Linked DNA regions of Mus musculus: region 2 is linked to region 1. The links are chromatin loops, found by intact Hi-C in ENCODE. Cell type or tissue: heart. All regions are shown on one strand.

Region 1 (2,500 bases):
TAACTCCAAGACCTTTTCCAGACTAGGTGGCCTTTGAATTCAGCGTGAGGTGATGTTCTTAGGACTGCCTCTGGAAGCTGACATCACACAGCCTAGCGCGGACCCTTTCCAAACCTTCAACTTTTGTCAGTTTTTTTCAGTCAGACACTCAAAAGCTCTGAATAGTGTGTGTGTGTGTGTGTGTGTCTGTGTGTGTGTGTGTCTGTGTGTGTGTGTGTGTGTCTGTGTGTGTGTGTGTGTCTGTGTGTGTGTGTGTGTGTGTGTGTGTCTGTGTGTGTGTGTCTGTGTGTGTCTGTGTGTGTGTGTGTGTGTGTGTGTGTGTGTGGTGGAAAGTGTGGGGAGGAGAGGTTTACTTTGCAGTAGCTCTTTTGAAGTGTTTAATTCCTCTCTTGTAATCTGTGTGTGGACACACAGTGTAAGCTATCAGTTTGGGTTCAGCAATTCTGTTCTCATTGGCTGATGTTTTCCCCTGTGGCTCGGGGCTTCTGTCCAGCAGCTGGGTGGCAAAGTTTGTTTTATCTGGATTCAGAAATGTTAACAAATTAAAATCATATTCTCTCTCTGTTTTCTCTGTCTCTCTCCCTCCCTCTCTCCCTCTTTCTCTCTCCCTCTTCCTCCCTTAGTCCCTCCTTATCTCTCCTTAATGCTCTCATTTAGGTTGAAGGAGCCCCTGCAGCTGTGTGTGTGTGTGTGTGTGTGTGTGTGTGTGTGTGTGTGTGTGTGTGTGTGCATGCTCAGGGGAGCACTGTGTGTCTGCTTTTCTTCTTCTTTTTGAAAATACAGGAAATGCACAAAAGAAAGACAGTTCGGTTGGAGCCACTGCTTCCCCTCAGCGCCTTTCCCTCCCCGCCCCCACTCCCCAGCACCGGCTTTTAATTTTCAAAAGCACTGCAATTGCTTGGTGTGGTTTCAAGAGCTGGGGTGCCATTCTCCCTGATGATGACTCTGCTGACGTCAATGGCATTCTTATCGTGCCGAGTGCGACATCAGAAACCAGCCCTCAGAGGCTCCTCTTATTCACAGCGTCTGGGCTCTCAGCAAAACGCGGACCGGATTTCAGCAAGGCAAGGCTCCTTCGTTCCAGCAAGCCAGAGTTGTGCTCTGCAAAGCAGCCGCCTTAGTCTGTGGCTTGTCAGTTAGGATCCTGTCCTCTAGTGTCCTCTCCTTCAAGGACCCAAAGGGGACAAGATTGCTGAGTAGAATGTAGACCTCCCTCAGCTTGCAGATCCGTGTTCCGTGCTTCTGATCCCAGGATGGAAGCCAGCCAACCCTGCTCCTGGTCTGTCTTTAGGGTTCACTAAAGCTTTTGATAGAAGATTATTTTCTTATACTGTGTTGCAGGCTCAGTCCTTGAAGTGATCTTGGTTTTTACTCTCTGAATCAGAACCATATTGACTTCATACTGCAGTGAACACCTTTTCCTTCCTTTTCATAAACATTTTGTTTAAGAAATAAGATTGTGGGGATGAAGAAAATAACCATAGCTCAGTATAAAACGGTATCACTGTGAACTGAACATTTTACTGTCAGTGTAACTGTTGGAGAAATCTCACTGACGTGCTCAACTTTCAAGGGACGCACTAGGTTCTAAGTTCAAGTTCGTTATTCATTTCCTCCCCGGGAGCTGCGGACTGCTATTATGCTGCTAAAGAAACAGCCTCTGTTTGCAGTCAAGTTTATTAGGGTTCAACTCTACCTTCAGATTTCAGATTTGGCTATAGCTCAACTGGAAGGCTGTAAAGACCCAAGGACACTTAGCATGGCAGGATGGTGAACACCTAATCTAAGCAGGCATTGCCTGTCTGACATCAATACAGATGAATCAAATGTTGGTACAATCACTTCTCTAAGATTGCCAAACTGCCTATAACCAACTTAGTAGGAGCAACTGTTCAGAAGAAACTCTGTTTAACACCTCAAGGTAGAGCTATTAGTTCTGTGTAGAAATATTTAGAATCCTGACACTGAAGGATGCCAGCCTGTACTTCACTCAACCCTTCTGCATTCATATGAGGTACTGAAGCCCAAAGACGGTTGTATGGTGTATTCAAGATCACACAGTCATTACCCCCACAAGACTGATAAAAAACTAATGCTCACACTGTCATGGTATTCCAGTGCTGATCTTTTAAAATAAAATAAATGTTATTTTTAAGCTTGTTTTCTTTCTTTCCTTCTGTATTTCGTGTGTGTGTGTGTTGTGTGTGTGTGATGAAGGTGGGGGAGACAGTTGGTAAACTGACTGTGGGCTAGAGGATCTGAGTTAAATCTGCAAAAGCCATGTTAAAATTCAAGGTGTGGTAGCATCTGTTTGTGCTTGCAATCCTAGCTTAGGGGAGATAAAGACAGGAAGGTACTTGGGGCTCCACGGCTAGCCAGTCTCCCTTTGTTGATGAACTCCAGACCAAAAGGAGACACTGCCCCCAAAGGAATTGGATGGTTTTTCTGAGAAGGACACCTGAGATTGTTGTCTGGTGTCCACATACATCCACAGGCACAC
Region 2 (2,500 bases), 66 kb before region 1:
CTTCCTTCAGAAATGAACAGTGATGGGAAGCTGAAGCCAGAGAAACCTATGCTTCCCTAAGTTGCTTTGGTCATGGTGTTGTATCACAGTGATAATAACCCTAAATAAGACTCTGACTCTCTATGTCTCCATCTCTCTCTCTCTCTCTCTGTGTCTCTGTCTCACTCTCTGTCACATGCACACGCACGTTGTGTATTTGTGTATGTGAAACACTCGGACAAATGTTTGCCATAGCCTATGCGTGGAAGTCCCGGGACAACCTCAGCTATTGTTCCTTCTGGATTATTTGAAACAGGTATGCCAAGCTACCTAGGCAGTAGCTTCCTGGGATTCTTGTTTCCACCTCCATCTTACCATAGGAGCAGTGAGATACCTGGGCATCCATATCCAGCTCCTATGGGCTCTGGGGATTCCAAGTCAGACCCTTGTACTCAGGTGGCAAGAAGTTCACCCATTGATTCATCTCACAGACTTGAGCTTGCCTTTCCTATCAACAGCCTTGACCATTGGTAACAGAAACCTTCCTAAGAGTAGTATTGTAGCAAGTCCCACCAGGAGTTGATCATTTCAAGGTAGAATAATTAAACACTGCCAGGCGTGGTGGCAAAACCATGTATCCCCAGCATTCAGGAGGCTGAAGCAGGAGGAGCGTAAAAGTATGCGTTTGAGATAAGACTGACAAACATAGTAAAATCCATCTCAAAAAAAGATTAAGTAAAAAAATAAAGGTGTCTCTTGCATGCAACACGCCAACATAGGGTCCATGAAGGACTATTTGATTTGAAGTCAAGAGACAGGTTCTTTTTCTGGCTCTACCAGTTATTCAGGAATGGCCTAAGCCAAGTGATTTCAGCTGTCACTGGACCAACTGGACATTCTATAAGCCAAGCTTCAAGAAACAAAAACTGACGCCAGATACTTGACCCTCGTGGCCTAACACTGATCTATGACCTGACAGACCAGAGAATACTATTTCCCAAAGTCACACCTGTGTACCAGCCCTCCCCTGAATCACCAAATAGGAAAACATATCATTCCATGTACCCTTATTCTCCTGTGCAGTCCTTTAAAATCTTAACAATTAACTATTCCCTGCATTTCTGGGGACTGTTTCTACTCTCAATACCTCTCATTTCGTAATCTTATATTTCCAGAGCATCTCATCAATAGAAGAAATATATACCCTTACTCCACACAATATCCAAGACTCTTTAATGGTCTGGATTTCATCCACACTTCAGCGAGTCTCTGCAAAGGCCCTCTAGAGACAACTCTTCCTGGCCAGTCTTTCACATCTATAGATGCCTTCACCTCTACATTTTTTATATCAAGTTTCCTGTCAGCCCTGTCTACATATTTGGCCACAGTGAGTTGTTCTTTTTGTTTTGTTTTGTTTTAATTTCAAATTATTTTTCTTACTTGCCACTGGATCATCCAGATGGTCAAGTTCCTGCCTTTCATTGCCTGCTTCCGTCATGTGGAAGCTCCCTGGAGGAAGCCCTGCTTAGACTCCAGTGACGCAGATGATAAGGTCTTCACAGGAGGGGCAGGAAGGCCCAGGGGGAAGGAAGTTGGTCCTCAAACCATTGAGGGAGGGAGACACTCAGGAGCTGATTCCAGGGGAGAGGTTCAGGAGGTAAAGCAAATTCACAGCATCAGTTTTGTTGCTCTTAAGAGCGAGCCCTTTCCACAGACAAAGTTAGAGAGCTAGATGCTACTACGATCCTCCCGTGTCTATTGAAATATTTGCTTCACTTTTTATCGCTCAATAAAAGGTTGTTGAGTACCCAGAGGACCCGGGATTCTGTGAGATGTTCCATGTACAGAACTATAATCAGAAGATCTTTGGCTTTAAGAAGTTCACAATCTTGAGGCACTGCTTGACAAAGCAACAATAGGCTGTGTTCCACAGTGTAGTCAGGACAAGCGGAATTCAGGGACATTTAACAAAGGTCATGGGACCTGGCCATGGCTCCCGGGGAGGGTGTCAGTACACCAGGTTTTGCGGACTGGATTACGGTCTAGAGGACAGTGTGGTTCACGAAAACAGCAAAGACTACTTCTGGCTCTTGGCCTCTTTCTTACAATGAACAAAAACTGTGTCTTCATTCTCAACGTCTCCAAACTGTTGATGGTGGAAGCCTCGGTGTAATGGAGGCAAAGCCAGTGAGCTACAATGCTGGAGCAAAGGAGGGTGGAAAGAAAGAAAGAAAGAAAGAAAGAAAGAAAGAAAGAAAGAAAGCCAAAGTGCCTAAATGTATAGGAAAGTTTTACCAGTCTAAAGCTGATGATGCCCAGGATTCATTGTCTGGAAATGGCCATTCCAGAGACCATTGTTAGAGACAGAATAGAAAACCTGTGGGCAAGCAGGGCGGTGGTGGCGCACGCCTTTAATCCCAGCACTTGGGAGGCAGAGGCAGGTGGATTTCTGAGTTCCAGGTCAGCCTGGTCTACAAAGTGAGTTCCAAGACAGGGCTACACAGAGAACCCTGTCTCGAAA

What was found. Hi-C counts contacts between places; a loop is a spot of excess contacts. Peaks named below come from ENCODE experiments on the same cell type or tissue, not always from the same donor. Only the 100,000 strongest peaks of a DNase experiment are listed, where the experiment ranks them.
Region 2: a loop joins it to region 1, with 2.3 times the contacts of the local background. A loop is called at or near these places in 5 of 42 quality-filtered maps.

Annotation. Positions count from the first base shown.
Region 1 is chr13:109,821,054-109,823,553 of GRCm38, reverse strand. All of the region lies in intron 7 of Pde4d (phosphodiesterase 4D, cAMP specific), which reads right to left. Among named protein-coding and RNA genes, the nearest start is that of Mir1904, 82 kb to the left of the region's middle. In heart, no CTCF peak of the experiment used is centred here; a DNase peak (open chromatin) is centred at 993; H3K4me3 peaks cover 1,571 bases; H3K27ac peaks cover 2,500 bases.
Region 2 is chr13:109,887,515-109,890,014 of GRCm38, reverse strand. The region is part of intron 7 of Pde4d (phosphodiesterase 4D, cAMP specific); the gene reads right to left. Among named protein-coding and RNA genes, the nearest start is that of Mir1904, 15 kb to the left of the region's middle. In heart, no CTCF peak of the experiment used is centred here; a DNase peak (open chromatin) is centred at 1,524.